Linked DNA regions of Mus musculus: all the other regions are linked to region 2. Evidence: chromatin contacts called from ENCODE Hi-C or POLR2A ChIA-PET data. All regions are on one chromosome and are shown on one strand. The core of a region is the stretch at or near the end of the contact, and the rest is flanking DNA. Distances in the headings are between cores, read along the strand shown. Region 1 holds the start of Ppid (peptidylprolyl isomerase D (cyclophilin D)). Region 2 holds the start of 4930579G24Rik (RIKEN cDNA 4930579G24 gene). Region 3 holds the start of 4930589L23Rik (RIKEN cDNA 4930589L23 gene).

Region 1 (3,260 bases), core at 221-2,720, 38 kb after region 2:
AGTTCAAACCCCAGCAACCACATGGTGGCTCACAACCATCTGAAATGAGATCTGATGTCCTCTTCTGAAGGCATCTGAAGACAGCTACAGTGTACTTAGATATAATCATAAATAAATCCTTAAAAAATATTTTTAAAAAAATTTTATTTTATGTGTGAGGCTGAGGCATGTAGTGTGGAGATCATGGGACAATCGCTGGGATTCAGGGTTGGTGGCAGACACCTTTACCTGCTGACCTATCTCAGGGGCCCTGCACTCAGAATTTCTAATCGCTAAGTAACTAACAGAAGACATAGTCCACTCTGTGTTCTATGGAAACTGCCTTTTGTAACCTCTGAAACAGTTCCCTTCTCAAGAATCCAAGAGACAGTTAACAATAAAATCTGTTACAAAACAAAGTGAATGCATATATACCCGTGTGTGTACCCATCCCAGCAGGTCTGGCCTACAACTCTAACATGCTTCAGAAAAGCCCAATTGAGTTACAAAGCAACACGAGGGCTTATGACAGTGTTTCTCAACCTTCTTAATGCTTCCACCCTTTAATATAGTTCCTCATCATAACTGTAAGTTTGCTACTGTTACGATTAGTAATGAAAATATCTGATATGCAACTCGGTGAAATGGTCGTTTAACAACCCACCCTCCAAGGAGTTTCCTCCACCCACCGGTTAAGCCACTGGCTTAGGGCTTCTTAGCTCTGAATCCTAGGTAACCATACAGACATAGTGCTCAATTCCATGATGCCAAAACAGCACAAACGATCGCCTACTTAAACTGCTACTATAATCAGTAATAAGGAAAAAGCACTAAGCACGAAAGTCACTCTAATTTGAAAATGATCTGGTAGCTCCCAATGTAGTTCGTGTACCAAGAGGCACGTGGCGTGTCTTGAGCCCCCCAGGCACATATCCAGGAAGCATACCGAACTATCCACCACTACTCGTCAAATCATTTCACTTTATAGTAAGTAGTGATGCAAAGGTTGCAGGGAAGTGCGATCAAAAAGAGACAAACGATAGGGACGCCACGATCCCTAAAGTAGAAGTAGAAATTTCCAGAAACTTCCACCGGAAGGGAGAGGGCGCAATCTGGACTCGTGGAGGCCAGGGCTCGCTCCGTCTGGGACCTAGGCTGCTATCCCCCTCCGGATCCCAGGCCCCGAGCCGCCGAACAGCCAGCGGGCCAAGGAGAACCGCAGCAGGGAGGCCCCGGGCGAGGGAACCGCTGAGCCGTTCGCGCCGCTCACCTCGCTCCCCGCCGATGTCCACGTCAAAGAAGACTCGCGGGTTCTTGGAGTTGGAGGGCTTGGCTGCCGGGGATGCGTGGGACATCTTCACTGCGGGCACTGGGCAGCGGGACACGAGCACCTCGTGCGCGAGACCGGAGCAAACTCTACTGCCCCTCTACGTTATAACCTGGCAACGCGCGGAAGAGTTACTTCCTGCGCACCGCCGGAAGCTGTACTCTGGTTTCCGGTGGCGCCTTCACCTTCCGGTTTCTGCGCCTGGCCCCTAATGCTTCTCTTTAGGTGGCTGTAGTGGCCGTCGGTTTCTTTTTAGTGTGTGCGCCGTTCCCTGGTGTTTGCTGCATCGCTGGGTGGAGAATTTGGAAACCATCCTAGCCTCGACTCTGCCACGAAATGCCAGTAACTACAACGAAACTTAGTTTACTCGTCTGTAAAATGGGGATAAAAATGCCTCCTCTGAGCAGACATGGTGGCTAGGCGGCACGACCTGAGTCTGATCCCCAGGATCCGTAAGGTGAAAGGAAAGAATGTTATCACCCAGTTGCCATCTGATCTCCACGAGTATGTCGTAGCATGCACACAGAAGCGCACATACATAAATTAATTGGTGCCTTCTTTTTCTTAATGCCTACCTACCTAGGGAAGGCGTTTTGGAAATTAAAGACATAAATTACTTATCAGAATGCCTGACATAAACATGTGGCTTCTAATAAATAACAGATGTCCAGTTACTATTGCCATGTTATTGTCATTTGGCCGTTAAGTTGTAAGTGACCCAGTCTAAAGCAAAGGCTCCAAATGCGCTGATGTTGAGAATCTAAAAGAGGATTTATTTGACTTCTGTTAAAACTAGATATCCTATAATAGTCTGTCTTTTTTTTTTTTTTCTAATGGGCTTGGTGTAAAATACACAACTTAAAGTTGAATGTGGTTATTCAGTACTGAGGAGGTAGAAGCAGGACGATCTATGTGAGTTCCAGGCCAGCCTGAGCTATGCCAGTAAGAATTTAAAAAGTGGCCATCCAGAGACTGTCCCACCTGAGGATTCATCCCATATACAGTCACCAAATCCTGACACTATTGTAGATGCCAAGAAATGCTTGCTGACAGGAGCCTGATATAGCTGTATATAGAGGCCCTGCCAGAGCCTTACAAATACAGAGGCGGATGCTCACAGTCAACCATTGGACTGAGGGGGTTGGGGGTCCCAATTGAGGAGTTAAGGAAAGAATTGAAGGAGCTGAAGGGGTTTGCAACCCCATAGGAAGAACAACAATATCAACCAACAGAGTTCTCAGGCACTAAGCCACCAACCAAGGAGTACACATAGCTCCGGCTACATGTATAGCAGAGAATGCCCTTGTCAGGCAACAATGGGAGGAGAGGTTCTTGATCCTATGAAGGCTGGATAGATGCCCCAATGTAGGGGAATTGAGGGTGGGAGTGAGTGGTGGGTGGAGGAACACCCTCATAGAAGCAGGGGGAGGGGGTGGGATAGGGAGTTTCTGGGAGTGAGAAGCCAGGAAAGGGGATAACATTTTGAAGTGTACATAAAGAAAATATGCAATTTTTAAAAAAGAATAAGAAAGTACATTTAGGACGAGTAGCTTTGGCATAGGCCTGTTATGCCAGTAGTTGATTCCATGCCAGGAGAATCCAAAGTTCAAGTTAGCCTGGGCTAAGTAAAGAGGCACTCACTCCAAAAAGACAAAAAAGGAGGTAAAACATTGTTAAGACTGGCCAGGTGGCACTTATGAGGTAGAAACAGGAAGATGGATAGTCCCAGGTTAGTCAGTACTACAGAACGAGACCTTACCTTTAAAAAATAAATAAATAAACCAGCCCAGGAAAAAAATTAACCAGCCCAAGTTGGTACCCAGCACCTATAATCTCCGCACTAGAGGCAAGAGTATCAGGAGCTAAACACCCAAACAAGCTCGCTCTTCTGTAAGTTGCCTTGTTCATGGTATTTAATCACAGCAACAGGAAAGTAATTAGTTCAGATCAGCAA
Region 2 (3,112 bases), core at 22-2,521:
AAAAGAATAAAAACCTGTCAGCCAGTTCTAGTTTCCAAATCTTTTGTGTGGTTATTCCACAACCCTCTCCAGGAAGATTGTCTGCTACATACTTCAGTCCTTTCTCCCTCTCAAAGAGTCCTTATAAAGTGCCACTGTAAACACATAAGTGGATGCTCACAGTCAGCTATTGGATGGATCACAGGGCCCCCAATGGAGGAGCTTGAGAAAGTACCCAAGGAGCTAAAGAGATCTGCAACCCTATAGGTGGAACAACATTATGAACTAACCAGTACCCCGGAGCTCTTGACTCTAGCTGCATATGTATCAAAAGATGGCCTAGTCGGCCTTCAATGGAAAGAACGGCCCATTGGACTGGCAAACTCTATATGCCTCAGTACAGGGGAACGCCAGGGCCAAAAAGTGGGAGTGGGTGGGTAGGGGAGTGGGAGAGGGTATGGGGGACTTTTGGGATAGCATTGGAAATGTAAATGAGGAAAATACCTAATAATAAATAAATAAAGTGCCGCTGTGACCCTCCAACCCCTCAGCGTTATACGTGTTGGGGTCAGGAAGTTATTTCTGGGAATTCGAGATTGAACAAAAACTTTACAGAATTTTTGCATTGCAAGATTCTGTTCTAAACTGTCCTATCAAATCCATCTGCCGGCTGTGATTAGCCCTGGTCCACTCAAGTCCAACACAGAGCCAAGTAAGCGACACACAACAGCATCACCAGCTGGCCCTGGGCTGGTGGCCAACTAGAAGCACAAGCTCGAGTCCCTTAGAAAGCACCAATGGGCAAGGAGGCAAGCTATGACCGCCCAAAGTGCTCCGAGGGATGGGAGGAGGCGGAGAGAGGATCCTGGCAGCGGGGCTGCGGATGACCGCTAGCAGAAGGAGAAGGAAAGAAAGATGCGGGAAGAGAGAGCCGAGGCTAGCCCTCAACTCCAAGAACCGCAGGCAGGAGCACCCTAGCTGCAATCAGCTCTCAGCCGCAACGGCGACACTCACGTCTCCGATCTGCAGCTCCACTTGCTCCAGCGGGTCCACGGTTGGACCGGGACTCCTGCTCGGATCCCGCCAGCCCAAACTCACTGGCATGCTGAGGGACGACGAAGAGGCGCCTGACGACGGAGATGAGGGAGGCGGCGGCGGCGGCGAAGAAGCCCGAAACTCCTCAGAGTCAGCCATGGGAGTGAGCTGGGGCTACTGGACCGGATCAAGCAACCGAACCCTCACCAACTGCCTTTCGACCGCTCGCGCCCAAAGCCCATAGGCTCCGCCTCCTCCCACACGGAGTCCCGCCCCATCTTCTCGTTTGTCTCTGCCCTGGACCCCAAGTACGTCTCATTTTTTCCAGACAGCCAATCAGATATCAAGCCAGGCGTCACCAGGCTCCTGCGCACAGCTCCAGGAGCTAAACACTACAACTCCCAGAATGCCTAGCAAATCAGCCTCGCTATGCTTCTAGGGCGCATGCGCACACGCGAGAGCTTGTCGGCCTCTTCTGCACACTAGGTTCCTGGCTGAGGATGACTGGGAGATGGAGTCTTCTGCCTTTTCCTGGCTTGTATGTGACCCGGAAACCTTACTGGCCTTCGTGTCCTCTGTGGCGCCGGCGCAAAGCAGAAGAGGGGCGGGTACGCCGCGAAGCAAGGGCGGTCGGCAGAGCCCAGACGCTGACAGAAGCTGAGCAGTCGGGGCTTCTTGGCAGGTGATGGCGCCCCTCGTAGCCTAGAAGTCCAGCACCCTCGGCAAGCCGCAGACCCACGCCTCTCTCCTTTGTATCTGGTCAAGTCTCCGGGTCACTTTGAACATGTTGGTGCGACTAACCAAGCTGTCCTGCCCTGGTGAGACGAAACTCCTGGTGGGGACAGAAGGAGCAAGGTGGATAAGTTGGGACAAAACAAGACTGGGGCCACACCCGGGGTACTGCCAGCATCTCTTTCCTTGTCTATTGTCTTAGGCTAAACTAGGGCAAAGGTCAATGCTGTCAGCGCCTGGTGGCCGACCCTACCTTACCGACCTTGGAGTTGCCCCAGTTGGCAGAATTATCATCTAGGTTAAAGGTCATGAGAAGAGAAAATTGTCAACACTGCCCCCTCGGTGGAGTTCCCCCAAATGCCGCTCCTAATCTTTACCTCAAGGCTCAGGTATTATCTGCCGCCTTATTAGGAATGGGAAAGAAAGAAAAACTTGTGTGGGTTTTCGCCTTGGCTCTGACCTGACTTTGCAGCCATAATAGTCTAATCTTAATTGAAGTCTGAGCTCTCATATCGTATTAACTCATATATTACCAATTATGTCTGGAGTCGGAATTTTTTCTGCATTATCCAGAGTTAACACCAGGCGTTTCTGTTATGGGTGTTTCTTAAAGCAGTTGCAGGATAGTTTTAAGTTTTTACTTAAAAACAACCCCCTCGTTCAAACAGAAGTTTAGAGGATCTTGAATTCTGTTGTAACTGGCTTAATATAAATCTTTACTGAAGTTAATTTGGCTGTGGGATTTTTAAACAAGTATTTGTATACTTGTTTAAACAATATGGTGTATATTCAAACCAAGCATCTATTATCCACAGAAGATGGTATGCTTTGAGAGCCATCAGTTTACAGTCTAATTTAGATGCAGTCTTGGATCTAGTCAGTGACTTTTCTTTAAACGCTAATTTGTTACATTTTCATTACTCAGTGTTACCTCTAGTGGTGACAACTAAATGTGCTAAGTATGTCGTGTATGGCTGATCCGGTGTTCAGTGACTCTGACTTTGCTTTCTACTGGAACTCTGTCTTTATGCCTAAATGTTCAGATGGGTCATGAGAGATACCATGCTCGTTTAAGCAAAGGAATAAACGTTATACCTTTTTAAAATTCTCTGGTGGGAATCAGAGGCCACGGTTCCAACTGTTCTCGAGCAAATTAGTAGCTGTACAAATAATAGAATGAATTTTCAGAAGTAAATGATAACTTGTATATGGTAAACTACAGGGTATAATAAATACCTTTTAAATGATGATAGTATGTTTGAACTCAACCAAATTTGCCTATAAGTACTTATAAATATCTTTCCCCCGTGAATTAGGGTAAAAAAAAAAAGATTTAATCTTGGACTTAATAAAGTATTTCAATATC
Region 3 (3,334 bases), core at 84-2,583, 61 kb after region 2:
TGTTCCTCTTCACATACAGAGCCATGTGGCAGTGCTAGAGACCCGGACTAAGAAACCAGGAAGCAACCTCTGGATTGGGGGCCTTGAGCAGATTAGAGCTATGCCCCACCCCCTCTTTTGATTACTTATATTTGTGAAATATGTTTGCTTTTAAACGTCTAAATGTCCTCTTTTTTTGTTTGCTTGTTTTGCTTTTTAGCGCTCTCTCTCTCTCTCTGTGTGTGTGTGTGTGTGTGTGTGTGTGTGTGCATGCGCGCGCATTGTGTAACTTTGTGCCTCTGAGTGCAGTGCCCTTGGGCACCAAAAGGGGGAGGACGACTTCTGACCTGGAGTTGGACTTGGTTGTGAGCTTTCTGATCCACTTGCTGGGAAGAGATCTCCAGTCCCGTGCAAACGCAGCTTATGTTTGTAACTGCTGAGCCATGTTTCTCCATCCTTAACTTTCCTTTGATCAAGTCTAAGAAATCTTGGTGGGTCATTTGTTCACCGTCCTCAAATTTGCTGGAGTCAGAGTGGAACTCAAAAGTAACTAACTCTAGCTCTACTACCTACCATCTGAACCACGTTAGAGCTCTAGGCCGCAAAACAGATTAATAAACTGTTTTGAATGTGGTCAGACTCTTCATAACCGCAGGTTCTTTAACGTCTTGCACCACAGCACAATAAATTCTCAGGGGGTCTGAGGCGTGAAAGCACAGGCAAATGAGTCTAAGCACACACTCAGCTTCCCTAAATCAAAGAATCTATTGAGTTTTTTTTTTTTTTTTTTATGTGCCCAATGTGAACACGAACTAGGAAAGCAATCATTTGTGTGTATATGTGGGCTTAACGCACGCACATATGGGCTTAGTACATGCACAGCTTTTGTGTGACTTATGTACCAGTGGGAACCAACACACCAAAAAACCCAAAAAAACCCCAAAAAACAAAAAAAACCAAAACAAAACCCGGTGACCTGAATAAACTGTTTGTAAATTCAAAATTGAGCCTGCTGATTTACTCTGGTTCCGGCAGTTGCTTGCTGGGACCTCAAATGCAGCAGGGGCCAGAATCCCCAGCAGCAACGTCAGGCACTAAAGTTGCTTCTCCAGCTCAGGCCACGTTTTCTGCTAGGGAGTCCTGGACCCGATAAAATGAGGACCAAGTTCAAGGGCTTTTCTTTCCAAAGAACAAAAACCTCCATAGTTGTGCTCTGGAGCTCAGTAGGTCAAGTGTGTGAAGACTCGTGCACCCCGCCCAACTCTCTAGCCCCAGTAAGAGCCCGGCGAGTGATAACTCCGGGCGTACCCCTAGTGATGTCGGCGCAGGGCGGGTAAAGCTGGCCAATGGAGACGTTAGGCCTCTATGCTCCTCCCCCTCCCCCCACACGCCCCGCCCCACTCCTCCCTACGAGCCTCTCCCGGCTCCACTCTCCGCTTCCCTGGCGCTCCTCCTCCATCGCCCACTCCTCTCTCCCACTCCCTTGTATTCCTCCCAACACGTTCCACTCTTCATCGCCTGCGCTCCTCCCAGTCCCTCTTGCTCCTCCCAGTCCCTCGTGCTGCCTTCTGACGCTCCTCCTCCCTCCTCCCGGCGCTCCTCCCCCTCGCTCGTGCACCCCCCTCCCTGCCATCCTCGTGCTCCTCCCCTCCCTCATGCTCTCCCTCCTCTTCTTCCCGTGCTCCTCCCTCTCCCTCGTGCTGCCCTCTCCGCGCTCCTCCTCCCGCGGGAGCGAGCTGTCAGCCGGGCGGGCCGGCTCCGTCATATGACCGGCCGGCGGCCGCGGCGCCGCACCTTCCGTCCGCTGCAGCGGTCCCGCGCTCGCGCCCCTCCGGGCGGCCGCGCCCCCGTCGCCATGGCCCCGCCGCGGCCGCCGTGGGCTGCGCGCTGAGCCGTCGGGTCCCGGAGCGTGGCCGCCCGCCCGGGCCGCCGCGTGCACGCCATGGCCCCGACCCTGCTCCAGAAGCTCTTCAACAAAAGGGGCGGCGGCGCAGCGTCTGCCCAGGCCCGGCCGCCCAAGGAGGAGCCGGCCTTCAGGTGAGCGCGTGCGAGCGGGAGGGAGGCCTCAGGCGGGCTGCATGGAGACCGGACCCCCGCGCCACCCTGTCCCCTCCTCCTGGGCGGGACCCCGCGCCACCCTGTCCCTTCTTCCCAGATCCTCCTGGGAAAGACCCCAGTCTCTCACTCTCCTCTGTCCCGGTCCTCCCGGGTGGGACCCCACGCCTCTCTCGCCCCTCTTTCTGGGTGGGACCCAGCAGCATCCTCTTCCCTCCCTCGCCGGGTTCTCCCAGGTTGGGCTCCTCTTTCCACTTCTTTCAGGGTCTCAGAGCCGCGAACCGCCCTGTCCCTTTTCTACTGCTCCTTCTGGGTGGAACCTCAGCGCCGTCCTCCTTCCTTGCTCTCCAGGTCTCCCCAGGTGGGAGCCCTGCGCCATCCTCTGCCCTCTTTCCTCAGGTGCCCCACAAAATTTCTCCATATGCCCCCGTGTCTGAGCACGTCTGGGACCGGTGTGTACCTTCCAGGGTCTCTGGAGGGAGAGTCACCTGCGTCTCCCCTGCCCCAGAGCCTGTAAGCTGTCATTTTGCAGGCAGCTCCAACCCACTGAGTATGTGACAGTATTTTGAAGTTGGAAAGGGTGAAGCCACGAAAAAAGCAGCTTCTTTCTTGCAGTGTATGACAAGCTCGCCGGCGGATGAATAAAAGTGTGTAATTTCCTCATCAGTTAGAAGGCTGATGCCGCATGATGAGTGGAAAGGGAGGGAAATGCTTTTTATGAAACGTCTCGGGTTCTAATTTAACAAAGCAGAGGCAGATATTTAATAGTTCATCTTCGGAACACATACCTTTGGATTAGCATGTGTTAAGCTGGCTCAAGACCCACAGCTCTAAGTGGCGGCTGGTCTTGCATTTTGAGCTAAGCAATTGGCTCTCAGTAACATCCCTATACTATTCTGCTTTTGAGTGGTAAGTTTCCAAAGATGCTCTCCTGGGTCCTGTACTGTCTCTCAGCACTACTAGTTGAGAAAACATTTTATTTGCCATTTAAGTTTTCATCACTATAAAACAAAACAAAACAAAACAGAAAACTGAACACCTCACACCGATTCAGACCTTCTAGGGATACTTTATGTTCAGAATGTAAGACTTTGAATTTTTTTTAAAAACAAACAAACAAACAAACAAAGGTCTCATTAGTCCAGGCTGGCTTTAAACTCTTGACAATCTTCCTGCCTTAGCTTCTCAAGTTCTGGGAACACCAACATGAAGCATCGCATTTGAAATGAATTTTGATTAAATCTCATCTCCTTTATTGCATAAAAATTCATTCAAAACACATACAAACACATTCCTATAG

What was found. A loop is a pair of places that touch in the nucleus more often than their neighbours do. ChIA-PET counts read pairs that join two places held with the same protein, here RNA polymerase II (POLR2A).
Region 1: POLR2A ChIA-PET joins it to region 2 with 29 read pairs in Patski. The contact joins the promoter of Ppid here to the promoter of 4930579G24Rik in region 2. A Hi-C loop is called at or near these places in 1 of 37 maps with a recorded cell type or tissue (heart). POLR2A ChIA-PET finds 5 or more read pairs at or near these places in 3 of 5 experiments (Patski and embryonic stem cell).
Region 3: POLR2A ChIA-PET joins it to region 2 with 31 read pairs in embryonic stem cell. The contact joins the promoter of 4930589L23Rik here to the promoter of 4930579G24Rik in region 2. POLR2A ChIA-PET finds 5 or more read pairs at or near these places in 3 of 5 experiments (Patski and embryonic stem cell).

The regions. Positions count from the first base shown.
Region 1 is chr3:79,589,547-79,592,806 of GRCm38, reverse strand. It overlaps Ppid (peptidylprolyl isomerase D (cyclophilin D)), which reads right to left and starts at 1,470. Exons shown (of 10, transcript NM_026352.4): 1 at 1,250-1,470. The coding sequence starts at 1,334.
Region 2 is chr3:79,627,238-79,630,349 of GRCm38, reverse strand. It overlaps 4930579G24Rik (RIKEN cDNA 4930579G24 gene), which reads right to left and starts at 1,271. Exons shown (of 2, transcript NM_029482.1): 1 at 994-1,271. The coding sequence starts at 1,173. It overlaps Etfdh (electron transferring flavoprotein, dehydrogenase), which reads left to right and starts at 1,583. Exons shown (of 13, transcript NM_025794.2): 1 at 1,583-1,832. The coding sequence starts at 1,799.
Region 3 is chr3:79,566,191-79,569,524 of GRCm38, reverse strand. It overlaps 4930589L23Rik (RIKEN cDNA 4930589L23 gene), which reads right to left and starts at 1,333. Exons shown (of 2, transcript NR_152118.1): 1 at 327-1,333. Fnip2 (folliculin interacting protein 2) reads left to right here and starts at 1,846. Exons shown (of 17, transcript NM_001162999.2): 1 at 1,846-2,016. The coding sequence starts at 1,922.